2 separate regions of the Homo sapiens genome follow, and region 2 is linked to region 1. Evidence: read pairs that join two places in POLR2A ChIA-PET (ENCODE). Cell type or tissue: CD4-positive, alpha-beta T cell. All regions are shown on one strand. Links, peaks and the distances in the headings refer to the core of each region. The heading gives the core; the rest is flanking DNA.

Region 1 (8,204 bases), core at 1,822-5,821:
CCAGGGACAGATGTTTCTCCTGCTTTATTCCCTGGAGCCCCCCATAGCTAAAGGGCAGCAGAAGGCCGAGGCAAAAAGACAGGCTGTTCCACGTCCCCTCTATTCCCTCACCTCTCACACATCATTACCACCTTTGTGTCCTCTAGCCAAGAAATGCCAGAAACTCTGGCTTTCAGTGAGGAGAGACCTCAACATTTCATCAATAACATGAGCTGTTCAGGAAATGATGGGAACCCAGTCTTCCCTCTTACCACCCCTGTGATCTTCAAGGAGTCCTTATCCCTCACAGAGGCTCTGCTCTTGTGCGAAGGAGTATTCAGCCATGGGAATCAGTGTGTTCTTCTGTAGCCCAGCCTCTGCACCCACTTCTTTCTTTTCTTTTTTCTTTTTTTTTTTTTTTTTTTGATGAAGTTTTGCTCTTGTCGCCCAGGCTGCAGTGCAAAGACGCAGTCTCGGCTCACTGCAACCTCCACCACCTCCCAGGTTTAAGCAATTCTCCTGCCTCAGCTTCCCAAGTAGCTGAGATTACAGGCACGCCCGGCTAATTCTGTATTTTCAGTAGAGATGGGGTTTCACTATGTTGGCCAGGCTGGTCTAGAACTCCTGACCTCAGATGATCCAGTCAAAATAAGTCTCATGAAGTTGTTCTCATTCCTAGAAATAGAGAGTAGAATGGTGGTTACCAGAGCCTGGAGAAGGAAGTGGGGAAGGGGACATAGGGAGGGATTGGTCAGTGGATACAAAGGTACGTTTAGAAGGAATAAGTTCTAGTGTTCTATGGCACCATAGGGTGACCTCAGGTAACAATATTGTATTGTAGATTTCAAAATAGCTAGAATAGAGAATTTTGAATGTTTTCACCACAAAGAAATGATAAAGGCATAAGGTAATTATAAATTTAGAAAGGGAGATTTCTTTTTTTTTTTTTTTCTAAGACAGGGTCTCACTTTGTCACCCAGGCTGGAATGCAGTGGTATGATCTTGGCTCACTGCAACCTCAGCCTCCCTGGTTCAAGTGATCCTCCAGCCTCAGCTTCCCAAGTAGCTGGGACTACAGGCACATGCTGCCATACCAGCTAATTTTGGGGTTTTTTTGTCTGTTTTTGTTTTTTTGTAGAAACGGGGCTTCACCATGTGGCCCAGGCTAGTTTCGAACTCCTGAGCTCAAGTGATCCATCCACCTTGGCCTCCCAAAGTGCTAGGATTACAGGCGTGAGCCACCGCCCCCAGCAGGAGGCTTTATTTCTTAAAAACTGTTACAGCATGTAAGGTGGCCATTCTAACAGGCTGGGAAGCATAGGCTCCAGCCAAAGCCCAAAAGGCAGGCACTTCGAGGGAGAGGCAGGTGGAACAGGGATTTATGTGCTAAGCAGGTTGGCCAGGTGTACACATTCAGTAGGTTACGGGAGGAGCTAGGAATATTCCTGAAGGTGGTCCTAACATGTAGGTGCTAAATAAACATATATGTAGCATATGACCCATGTTCACCTTGGGGTGCAAACTTAACATTTACGTGCATTACAATTTAGACCCTTACATCAAAAGGTGAAGCAGAGACACAAAGGCATTCAAGTGTGCAGCCTCTGTAAACTGGCCAGAAGCAGCCCCTGGGCAGTGGTCTTCTTATCAGGAGAAAGTTACTGAAATCAATCATTTGGCCAATCAAAGCTGTAGTTATGGCTTGTGGAACAGGGGAGTCAGCCAGTAAGTGTCTGGTGGTGGAGGAGCTACAACTGTTTTGCTATTGCTTATCTCGAAGCCAGAGCTTGTTTAGCTGCTAGAGAAAAAGGAAAACCTTGTGGCAGTTAGAACATAGTTTATTCTTTAAGTGTAGGAATGTGTGACTTAACCTTTGCCTGGCATGGCCTTAAGTCCTGTTCATAATTTGATATATTATTGCCACAAAGAGTCTATTCTGTCAATCTCATGACCTCTATTTTAACATTAATGCTGGTCAATTGTTGTGTCTAAACCATAGAAGAGAGGAGGTACAATAAAGTGTGTCTGACCTTCTATTCCATCTTCTAGATTGTTCTGGATCCCTGAGCACAGTGATTGCCATGGCTGCACCGGTAGCCAGAGGTCCATGTCAGTCATGAAAGCAGCCATCATGGCTGAGGACTCCGTTTTTAAGGTTTCTCAGTGGGTGGGGGGCGTGGGATTTCATCTTTAGTTTACAATATGCTAAATATCTTGATTTACTTATTACACAAGTGTATACATGTATTAAAACATCACAGTGTACCCCACAAATATGTACAATTATTATGTATCAATTAAAATAATAGGCCAGGTGCAGTGGCTCATGCCTGTAATCCCAGCACTTTGGAAGGCCAAGGCAGGAGGATTGCTTAAGACTAAGAGTTTGAAATCAGCCTGGCCAACATAGCGAGACCCTGCCTCTATTTAGGTTTTTTTAATTAAAATAATAAAACAAAATAAATGTCATACTCCCTGCATTCACCACTATCACCCAGTTACAGACAGAGGATCCATACAAATTACAGGTCACTCCAAGCAGGGGCTCACCATTTGAAGGGAAAAGAGTACATGTGGCCAAAGGCAAGACAGCCTGAAAGAAAAACCAAAGAAGGCAAAAATGCTCTCTACAGTACCATGAGTAACTAAGGTCACTCCTCCACCTATGAAGAAGCAAGTCAGGGGCCAGAGAGGACGGCAGGAAGTGTTTCTACACTTGTTTCTCTCTGGGAGTGGAATAAAAAATCCCTTCACCTTGTGGAAAGCCTAAGGATCAGGGTAATTACTAGTGCTCCCACCTCCACTGGGTACAGACCATAAGGATGTTGTGGGCCACTTGAGAACTTGGGGGCTCATCCTCAGTGACAAGACCAGGTTTGAGTTTTTAAAAGATCACTCTAGCTGTGGTATGGAAAATAGGTAATAGAGGCACCAAAAAGAGACACAGAGACCACAAACCAGTCCATCAGTCAGGGCACTTAGTTGCAAACGACAGATTCCACTCTGATCATCTTAAGCAGAGACTAATTATTCAAAGAAGATTTCACAGTGCACAGCGTCTCCAAGGGGAACAGGTTTACCAGCCGTGTGGCCAGGGTGACACTCAGCACCCGCAAGGGCAGCTCCAGTGTCAACTCCACGGCACTGGCAGCACAGTTCACACAGCACTGCCCAGTGCCTACAGCTGGCTCTCGGGACGACAGGCCTGGGCTCTGCCAGATGCCTTCCCTACAAGCTCATTAGATGGTGAATTCTGCATCCTCCTCTGTAGAATCTGGAAAAGCAATTTACCTTGGGGAATGAAGACCAGTGAGGCATAAAACTTCCCAAACATTGAAAGGGTGTTCCAAAGGCACTGGACAGACAGAAAAAAAGACAAATGTCCCCCAGAGATGCCACTGCTGCAACCAGGATCCAGGTGGCCAAGACACTCTCTACTGAAAAGATAGAGAGATACGGTGCAGTGATCTGGAGCAGGCAGAACTTGGAGATGATTAGAATCTGAACAGGAAGCATGGAAAGACAGTCAAACCAGAATGAATAGTAATAAGAATAGGTAACATCACATACATGCTAGGTACCAAAGACTATACTAACCTCTTAACCTGTAACTGTCTTATTTAATCCCCATAAAAACTCTACGAGGTACAGATCTCAATTTTATGGGACCTAAAGCTCATACAATTTAAGACAGCTCTATTTAATAAAAAATATCCATGGCTACTTCAACACCCCCCAGAAGAAGAGGAAATGTGACAGAGAGGAAGCAAGAGTGAAAAAGACAGACATTACAACAGCCTGCAGTTAACACATCACTTCTGCAATTTATATAAGGACATTTGACCACAGGAACACAATTGCTAAGGCTCTTTCCACACCTTTATGAGGAACCCATACAAATGAAGAGCCCCAAAAGCTTAAGCTTGACAGTAGGTCCACCTGTAGGTCAACTCTATTGTTATGCCAATTTCAACCAGTTGAGGAAACCGAGGCACAGAGACATTAAACAACTTTCCCTAGGTAACACAGCTAGGAAATAACAGACTTGAGTTTCCAGCTCTAGAGCCCATGCTTTCAATTCTCCCTCCAAAAACGTGAGTTTAGAGAAAGTAGAAAGATGAGGGCAGCCAAGGAGCTAAGGAGCATAAACAGAGGCAAGAAAATGAGATCAGTGACACACGGTGTGGGGGGCGGGGACAGGAGAGCCTCCTCTGCTGGAAGCCACTTCCTCTCATCTGGACTGGGTATGCAAATCTTGAGAAAGAAAATGCAATTTTTCCCGTCTCATAAGCAGAGAAGATTCCAGAAGCCACTTGCTGTTGCCTGGCAGGGCACAAGGTCACCCTTCTTATCCTGCCTCAGGGTTACATCGGCTTTCTCGCTCTGCGCCACCAAATCCACAGGCACCTTCATCAGGTCACCACCCCGTAGAGCACCACACTGGTCCATTCTATTGATGAAACTACACTGACAGCATCTGGAGAGAGGAAAATGGCAGGTACCCTTGATGTACATTTATAACTAGGAGATAAATTTAGGGGCCTGGCCTCTCTGTGAAGGTTTTCTGGGGATATCAGGGTATCTCCTCAAATGTTACGGACAAGTTGCCTCACCTTTTGCTCCCTACAGTAAGAAAAGACCTCTTGTAGTTATCTGGATTTGGGAAGCGACATATAGTCCTTTTGGGTTGGCTGCTTCAACCCACTTATCGGATGTCCTAAAAGCCAGAGGAAGCAAATGCTCTCCCAGTGGCCCACGCTGCAGTTCCGCCACTGGGCCTCCCAACTGCCCAGCAGACTGTAAGAGGCTCAGTGTCAGTGGCACTGGAGCCTGCGGTAAATCCAAGAGGTGAATCACAGATTTGGGAGCCAAACCTTGCCCTTTGGGGCAAACAATCAAGATCCTTTTGTGAAACTGCTCTTGGGCTGCTTGTAGGCAACAGTATACACTGAACAGCTGACCACTGGACACCAGGTGACTATGGAACAGTATTGCACACCATGAATTGGGTGTAATTTGACCCACTCACCCTAAAGTTAAGTATCCCCAATAGCACTTAATAGACAAGTGAAATTGGTAAAATCAGATGGGGCCCAAGCACAGCCTGAAAACAAAAGGAGGTTGCATATACCTCATTCTCCAGCAAATCAATCTTTTTGGGGGGTATGGGGATGTGGGAGCAGGAGCTTGCTCTGTCGCCCAGGCTGGAGTGCAGTGGTAAAATCAAGGCTCATTGCAGCTTCGAACTCCTAGGCTCAAGTGATCCTCCCGCCTCAGCCACCCAAATAGCTAGGACCACAGGCACATGCCATGACCTCCAACTAATTTTTTATTTTTACTTTTGTAAAGATGAGGGCTCGCTATGTTACTCAGGCTGGTCTTGCACTCCTAGCCTCAAGTGATCCTCCCACCTTGGCCTTCCAAAATTGCTAGGATTACAGGTGTGGACCACTGAGCTTGGCCCCAGTTCATTCTTAATAGGCCTACAAATAGAAGGGTCATAATGGCAGGAAAGGAGGCCATCCATGAACTTAACAGGGTCTTCCCCCCAAGCTCTAAGTGGATAGAGCTTGTGGGGGACAAAGCTCTATCCACTTCTACAGAAGCCATTAGGCCCAAATTTGTGGATTCTCTAAACTCTGACAGCCGAGACACAGCCCTGTGATCTTAGCTAGTCCTAGCAGATGCAACTGCCTAAGACTTTGAATCAGGTGCAAGTGATTCAAAGAAGTAAAGTTTACAATTCATTTTGGTGATGACCACAGTGGCATCCAGGCCCACCAGCAGCAGCCTCAGCACCTGCACGGTGCCAGAGGAGTCACGGGCAACAGTGCCAGCAGTGCCTGCAGCATCCTAGCCAACCACCCCTGTGCTATGACCTGGCCTGTGGTTCTGGCCTCTCAGCTTCTTTTGGTACCTGATCATTGCCTAAGCCTGGTTTTCCAAGATTCCTCTCAACTCCTTGAGCTACCAGAGTCAGGTTTTCTCTAACCCAGAATTGTTCACCTGCTTCTTTCCTCCTCTTTCATGGCCCCTATGGCCCATCTGATCCTTTCTGAGTTATCCCCCTCATAGCTCACACCAGGATTTCCTCTTTTCCAAAAACTCTCTTCCCCAAATCCCACACACACTTCTCCCCTTCCTCTCTTCAGCATTAACACATTTTAAACTTTCCAGCAACTTTAGGGGGATTTTTTTAACAAAGTCTCAAACTTTTAAGACATCTAAAAACTGCTCTGAAAGTCATCATCAAAGTTCATAAGAAGGCAAATGATAGTAGTAGCAATTATAGTATAATCGAAATAGATTAGTGAACACTATTACCTACATGCACTGTGCTAAGCAGCTTTCATATATTCATTTACTTATCGATTCAGCAAATATTTCCTGAATACCTACTATGTGCCAGGCACTAGGGATACACTGGTAAACAAGACAGGCAGTTTCTTCCCTTCCCCCTTTATGGTACATCTCATTTTAATGAAAGGAGAGAAGCCACAAACAAACAAGTTAATTTATATGTCAAGTGATGATGTGGTATAGAATGGCTGAGGAAGGCTGTGTTTAATCCTCACAGCAACCCTGTGATACATAGAAACGATTATTGTCATGACTTTACAGATGCAGAATTTAAGGCACAAAGATGTAAAGAAAACTCCCACTATTTCAGATGGTAAGTGATGATCAGGATTTGATCTTGGACTTGCCAACCACCAGAGGCAAGCTCCAAACCACCCTGTCATAGTGCTATCTACAACCCAGCCTTCTGGTCAGCCTTCCTTAGCCAGCTCCTTATCCTCTACTCCTAGACTTTCCACTAAAAGAAAGAAATCTATTCTCTTCTTTGATGTCCCCTACTCCCAAGGACAGACATGGGCTTTTTGCTCCCTGGTATTCATAGTGTACTTCCAGTCCAAATATGTCCCACCCAGTCCTTGGTAAACTGAGGAAAAGTGAGTTTGTGTCTTCATTGGATCCTTTCTGCATCATAAGAATATTAAGTATCTATACCTTCCCCATTCTTCTCTTCCTTGCCACACTGTCTTCCACAATGGTTGAACTAATTTACACTCCCATCAGCAGTATACAAGTGTTCCTTTTTCTCCACAACCTCATTAGCATCTGTTTTGTTTTTGTTTTTTGCTTTTTAGTAATAGCCATTCTGACTGGTGTGAGGTGGTATCTCATTATGGTTTTGATTTGCGTTTCCCTAATGATCAGCGATGTTGAGCTTTTTTTCATAAGCTTGTTGACTGCATGTATGTCTTCTTTTGAAAAGTGTCTATTCATGTCTTTTGCCCACTTTTTAGTAGGATTGTTTGGTTTTTTTTCTTATAAATTTAAGTTCTTTTTTTTTTTGAGATGGAGTCTCACTCTGTTGCCCAGGCTGGAGTGCAGTGGTGCAATCTCGGCTCACTGCAAGCTCCGCCTCCCGGGTTCTCACCATTCTCCTGCCTCAGCCTCCCGAAGTTCTTTATATATGTTGGATATTAGACCTTTGTCAGATGCATAGTTTGCAAAAGTTAAGAAAATCAGTGTTATTTTAAAGGTCTCAGCACAGGCCGAGAATCCAGCCGGAAGTAGCGGGTGGTGCTGCGCCGCAGAAGGGCAAGGTGAAGGCGAAGCGGGCTCGGAAGACTAGGGCTCCTCAGGTAGTAGAATGCAGCGGCCGGCAGATGGCGTCACAGCGGCGGAGGCCATGGCCCTGCGCAAGCGCATTCGGCGATGCCAGGGAGGGCGAAGAAACCCAGCAGCGGGAAGCCGCCTACCGGTGGGCTAGTGCGGCGGGGGAAGGGAATCGGCCTGCATCCGAGACTCCGCCGCTGTGGCGTGGGACCTCCCCTAAGGAGAAGTGGTGCAGGAGGAAGTGCGTGGGCCAGCGCAGGCAGAGGCTGCCAGGGCGAGGACGACGATCAGGGAGTTGTCCAGCAGGGTCACCAGATGTTTGCAGAGCACTGCCCAAAACAGAAGGCCCCGGACGGAACCAAAACCTGAGAGCACCAACAAAACAAGCTCAGTCATGCTGTGCCATTGCCACCGCCATGTCCCCAAGGCCAGACTGGAGGACGGGGCCAGAGGAGGGCTCGTGCTGCCCCAGGAAGCATCCAGGCAAAGACAAAGGCCGCAGCAGGAAAGCTGTGGGAGAGGCCACAGGAACAGCCCAGCTCTCCTTCCCGCCCAGAAAACTCCTCTGAACAGGAAGATTAGCCAGGGGAGTTGAGGGA
Region 2 (6,251 bases), core at 2,216-6,215, 1.2 Mb before region 1:
GGTTTTCCAGCCAGGTTGATCATATTTGAAAAGGAAAAAAAAAATGAGACAAGGCATTTTATACAAGGGTCATTCTAGGAGCTATTGGGAATTAATACCCTAAACTGAATCTGATCCGTGCTGGTTCTATCTGTGTATATACTAGCATTTACCTCTAAATGTTGTGTGTGTGTGTGTGTGTGTGTGTGTGTGTGTGTGTGTGTGTGTGTATACATTTTTTGTAGAGATTGGGGGTGGGGATCTCGCTATATTGTCCAGGCTGGTATCGAACTGCTGGCCTCAAGTGATTCTCCCACCTCAGCCTCCAGAGTTGCTGAGATTACAGGTGTGAGCCACCACCCCCAGCCTCCTATAGATTATATTCTTAGAATTAATAATAGTTGGCTGGGTGCGGTGGCACATGCCTGTAATCTCAGCACTTTGGGAGGCTGAGGCGGGTGGATTGATTGAGCTCAGTAGTTTGAGACCAGCCTTGGCAAGATGATGAGACTCTGTTTCTCTAAATACAAAAATTAGCTAGGCCTGATGGTGGGTGCCTGTAGTCACAGCTACTCGGGAAGCTGAGGTGGGAGGATTCCTTGAGCCCAGGAGGTCAAGACTGCAGTGAGCTGAGTTTGCAGTTCATTGTACTCCAGACTGGGCGACAGAGTAAGACTGTCTCAAAGAAGAAAAATTTAAAACGAAAGAATTAATAATAGTAAAAATAAAATATCTGAACTAATGAATAAATAGATCTATTCTCTTAGTTATTGGAAAAAACCCTTTGTTAGGAAGATAGTTTTCTCAGATTTTAGGATTGAAGGCATTCCAGTAGTCCTTGAGGTTCTTTAGAAACTTTCTGTTTTCAGACAACCCTAATAAAACTTAAAACTTTTGCCCGTCAAAAGACCAAAATATATTTTTTTGTTTCTGGCTTAGGTTTTATTAATCAAGTCCTGGTTCTCTCATCTAATTATTAATTTTTCTCTCATCTAATTATGATTTCTGTTTGGCAGTTGGGTGTATAATTAAAAATGGAAAAATTATTCAATAAATTCAGTTGCAAATTCTTTCAAAATGAGGGTTCGGCTGGGCGTGGTGGCTCACGCCTGTAATCCTAGCACTTTAGGAGGCCGAGATGGGCAGATCACCTGAGGTCGGGAGTTTGAGACCAGTCTGGTCAACATAGTGAAACCCCATCTCTACTAAAAATACAAAAAAAAGAAAAAAAAATTAGCCGGGTATGGCGGTGTCTGTCTGTAGTCCCAGCTTCTCAGGAGGCTGAAACAGGAGAATCGCTTGAACCCGGGAGGCAGAGCTGCACTCCAGCCTGGGTGACAGAGCAAGACTCCGTGTCAAAAAAAAAAAAAAAAAAAAAAGAAGAGGGGCTCTATGGGGTAACAGATATTCTTCTTGGTGAGAATAAGTGAGAATAGATTAGGAAATATTGCTTTAGGGGAGGGTGAAAATATGGGGTTGGTTACAATTGTTCAGGAAAAGTAGCAGGGAGAGGTAGTGAGAGCCAATGAAAATAAATTTATGTTTAAAAAAGAGTTGCTAATGAGGACTTGCCAAGAAGAGCCAACATTCAGTTCTAGAAGCTAAAGCAAAATACAGGATGAGTGAAGAAAAACTGGTAGTGATATTTTGTTTGTCCTAGAGCCATTCTATGTTCTAACATGTAAATGTTACGTATTTCTGTAATCCACATTGCCTGTAATAGTTACCTGTATACCTGACAAATCTATTCTTTATGTTTTTCCTTTACATATATAGTTCTTTCCCCAGGACTCAGCAACAAATATCTCTTACTCTCTTTCTAGTGCTGGCACCTAAGATGTAAATTGTAAGCCAAAGTTCATAAGCATCACTTTGGTAACTTCTTAAAAGACTGTTGAAAAGATGGTAGGAGGTGTGAACCTATGGATTATGTTGAAAAAGAAAAAGATGGTAGAAGGGCAGAATTATACTAAAAAAACCTTACTAAAAGTTCTGTAAAGGACTGGTCTTCCGTAGAACAATTCTAAAATTCCAACACTGCTGTTTTGTGGATCTATTATTTTAAGGCATATAAAATGTTTAAATCCAAGGTTAATTTTCTCTGTGAAGCCTTCTTTTAACCTTTACTTGGGATTAGTCCTTACATTTTTCCTTCCTTCCTTCCTTCTTTTCTTCTCTTTTTTCTTCCTTTTCCCTCCCTCCCTCCCTCCCTCCCTCCCTTCCTCCCTTCCTTCCTCCCCTTTCCCTTTCTTTTTTTCTTCTCTCCACAGGGTTTTGCCCTGTTGCCCAGGCTGGTCCCGAACTCCTGAGCTCAAGGCATTCCCCTGCCTTGGCCCCCCTGAAGTGCTGACATTAAAGGCAGAAGCCACCGTGCAGCCCCAAATCCTTATATTTTCTTGTAATCTTCCTCCACCCTCCTATCCTCCCAGCACTGAAACTGTCCGTGACACCAGTGGCTCTTAAAGTGTGGTGCATAGACCAGCAGCATCGGCATCACCTGGGATTTGAGGAAATGCACATTTTGGGCCCCATTACAGACCAACTGAATCAGAAACTCTGGGGGCTGAGGTGCCCTACAGTCTGTGTTTTAATAAGCCCTCCAAATAATTTTAATATCCAATAAAGTTTGAGAACCATTGCCCTATACTATAGTTGCCAACATTGTTCCCCAATAATGGACCATGGCCACTACAGTTTTTTTTTTAATTGAGGCGATTGGCAAATAAATTGTATATATTTAAGGTGTACAACATGGTGTTTTGATCCAAGTATACCTTGTGTAATGATTTCCACAATTGAACTAATTAACAAATCTATTATCTGACACAGTTATCTTTTTTTGTGTGTGTGGTGAGAATACTTAAGATCTATTCCCTTAGCAAATTTCAAGTATGTAATACATTATTATTAACTATAGTTACCATGCAGTACATTAGGTCTCTAGAACTTATTCATCTTAAACTGAATATTTATACCTTTTCACCAACATCTATCTCCCTATTTCCCCCAATACACTACAGTTCTTAATTAAGTAGTAACATAGTAGATACTTGATTATTTGACTTGAGAACAGGTGTATTTTTTCAGGTGCTGCAGCAACTATATGATATCATCTATCTTGTGAAGAGCATGGGGGAAAAAGAGACTAAAATATTTAGGTTTTTTTGAGCCTGTTTTATACTGCAGCTACTTGGAAAGGCAGAGCAAAAAGGCCTGTAAAGTATGGACCAACCACAGGATAGATAAAGATGTGGAACTAATGGGATATGTTTTGGTGCATATTTTGGTGCATATCTAGGACATGAGTAACAGGCCTTAGCAATTTTTTCCCTCGTAGTTCATACTATGAGTGTAAGGGTTTAAACCTTAAAACCTGATTTTAGGGGATAAACTTTAAAGCTGGAAATTCTTTACTATTCCAGAAATATAACTGAAATTGCCATTTTTTTTTTTTGAGACAGGGTCGCACTGTGTTGCCCAGCAGTGGCACAATCTCGGCTCACTGCAGCCTCAACCTTCTGAGCTCCATCAATCCTCCCACCTCAGTCTCTTGTGTAGCTGGGACCACAGGCACTTGCCACCATACCTGGCTAATTTAACATTTTTTTTTTAGAGATGGGGTCTTGCCATGTTGCCCAGGCTGGTCTTGAACTCCTGGGCTCAAGGAATACTCATGCCTTGGCCTCCCAAAGTGCTGCGATTATGGGCATGAGCCACTGTGCCTGGCCTTGAATTACCTTAATAGAACTCATTATTTTATTTTATTTTGAGACAGGGTCTTGCTCTGTCCTTGAGGCTGCTGGAGTGCAGTGGCGTTAACACAGTTCACTGCAGCCTTGACCTCCTGGGTTCAAGTGATCCTCCTTCCTCAGCCTCCTGAGTAGGTGGGGCCATAGGTACCTGCTACCATGCTTAGCTAATAGAACTTTTTAGAGAAGAGAACCTGGTTACCAAAGTTTTTGAAAGGTTGATTTATTCTGATAGAAATATTTAGCCCAGGTTTGGTGGCAGTGGCTCACGCCTGTAATTCCAACACTTAGGGAAGCAGAGGTGGGAGGATAACTTGTGCCCAGGAGTTTGAAACCTGCCTGGATAACATAGTGAGACCTTGTGGTATTCTCCACAAGAAGTAAAGAAAAAAAGACAAAAAAGAGAGAAATATTTAGCCCAGACTACTGAGTCTTTTTTTATCCCATTGATAAGATATAGATTCTCCACATTCAGCAATCTTGCTTTTAGGTACAGGATGACTACATAGTCAAGATCATACCTATCTTCAAGTGTCCTATAGCTTAACAATAATAAAGTGGAATGAAAGGTTATTCGGAGACATGAGACTCCTGTTATGGGAACATGGGGGAATAGTTTAGGCTTTGGGAAATCTAGGAAGGCTTTGAGGCAATTACTTTTAAACTCTACTGAAAAAAAAATGCATGTGCTTTTATTTTTTTTCCCATAAGTTTATTTGGTGTTTCTCAAAGCTTTGACCAAATGTTATGTTAGAAGCCACAAAGTGATGTTTTAACTTCTATTATGCTTTCTTTCGAAGGCCTCAGAATTTCTTAAAGATTTGAGTAGCTCTGGCACCCATATTTTGAATGACACAGTTGCCTAATAAATGATGTTTTTTTCTCTTAAGACTAGGGTGGCCAACCTGATTAGTCTGGTTGTCCCAGTATCATTATTTTTATTTTTACTTTTTTAAAGATGGAGTCTTGCTCTGTCACCCAGGCTGGAGTGCAGTAGTGTGATCTTGGCTCACTGCAACCTCTGCCTCCCGGGTTCAAGCAGTTCTCCTGCCTCAGCCTCCCGAGTAGCTGGGATTACAGGCACATACCACCACACCTGGCCAATTTCTTAATTTTTTGTAGAGACAGGGTTTTGCCGTGTTGGCCAGGCTGGTCTCTAACTCCTGATCTCAGGTGATCCACCCTCCTTGGCCTCCCAAAGTACTGGGATTACAGCCAGGATAATTATTGATAGTGAGCCCTTTCATACTCAAAAATATCCTTGTTTGGAAAAACAAAATCATTGTGGTCACGTCAAATAAGACTGTATGGCCTTTTAAGGGAAGATTCTCTATATGTAAAATATGATAAAGAAAGACATTTGATGGGCTGGGCACGGTGGCTCACGCCTGTAATCCCAGCCCTTTGGGAGGCTGAGGTGGGTGGATCACAAGGTCAGGAGTTCGAGCCCAGCCTGACTAACATGGTGAAACCCCGTCTCTACTAAAAATACAAAAATTAGCCAGGCGTGGTGACGCACGCTTGTGATCCCAGCTACTTGGGAGGCTGAGGCACAAGAATCGCTTCAACCCGGGAGGTGGAGGTTGCAGTGAGCCGAGATTGCACCATTGCACTCCAGCCTGGGCGACAGAGTGACACTCCATCTCAAAAAAAAAAAAAAAAAAAGAAAGACATTTGATGATATTGGGTCATTATTCTTAGGGAACTTTTTTTTTGTTTTTATAATGTGGTGTCGATATACCAAAGGATAATTTTAAAAATTGAAAATATGTGTAAGGCCTTAGTCAGGAGATGAAAGTAGGCCAGGTACAGTGGCTTGCGCCTGTAATCCCAGCACTTTTGGAGACCAAAGAGGGTAGATTGCTTGACCCCACCAGCCTGTGCAACATAGTGAAACCCTGTCTCTACAAAAAATTAGCCAGGTGTGGTGGGGTGTGCCTGTAGTTCCAGCTACTCTGGAGGCTGAAGTGGAAGAATTACTTGAGCCCAGGAGTTGGAGGTTGAAGTGAGCCGAGATTGCCCCATTGCACTCTAGCCTAGGTGACAGGTAAAGACTTGTCTCAAAAAAAAAAAAAAAAAAAAAAAAGATAAAGTAAGAAGATTATTCTAGAAAATAAGTAAGGATTAGCCTCCTAAGGGCATAAAATATTCAGTTGTCTATAACTTCCTTTAATTGTAAATCTAAATACACCTGAAATAATCACTAAACTAAGCAAAAAAAACCATATCGTTATTTTGAAAGGCTTAGCTAGCTGCAATAAAAAAAACAATTATGACTTCAGAGATTTTGGCCTGTCATAAATTGGGTCTTTTAAACATTAAGTTTAAGCATCAAGTATTTCAATATCTACTAGATGCACAGCAGCAGACTAGTGGTGTAACAAGTACAAAGCAACACATGATTCGGACTTCTCTCGTGAGGGTTTGTGGTATGGTTGAGGTTGGAGAAAATTGTCTATATTTAACTGCCATGATAGAAATCACTAAAGAAGATAGGGAAGGTTTAAATGAGGTGAGGAATAA

The links. ChIA-PET counts read pairs that join two places held together with the same protein. Peaks named below come from ENCODE experiments on the same cell type or tissue, not always from the same donor. Only the 100,000 strongest peaks of a DNase experiment are listed, where the experiment ranks them.
Region 2: POLR2A ChIA-PET joins it to region 1 with 6 read pairs; 3 of 35 experiments call an interaction of 5 or more read pairs at or near these places.

Annotation. Positions count from the first base shown.
Region 1 is chr12:55,638,663-55,646,866 of GRCh38, forward strand. It overlaps the pseudogene OR10AE3P. Among named protein-coding and RNA genes, the nearest start is that of OR10P1, 5.9 kb to the left of the region's middle. RefSeq lists an enhancer at 7,515-7,974. In CD4-positive, alpha-beta T cell, for the core only: no CTCF peak of the experiment used is centred there; DNase peaks (open chromatin) are centred at 3,809 and 4,189.
Region 2 is chr12:54,476,383-54,482,633 of GRCh38, forward strand. No RefSeq gene overlaps it. Among named protein-coding and RNA genes, the nearest start is that of GTSF1, 5.9 kb to the left of the region's middle. In CD4-positive, alpha-beta T cell, for the core only: no CTCF peak of the experiment used is centred there; no DNase peak of the experiment used is centred there.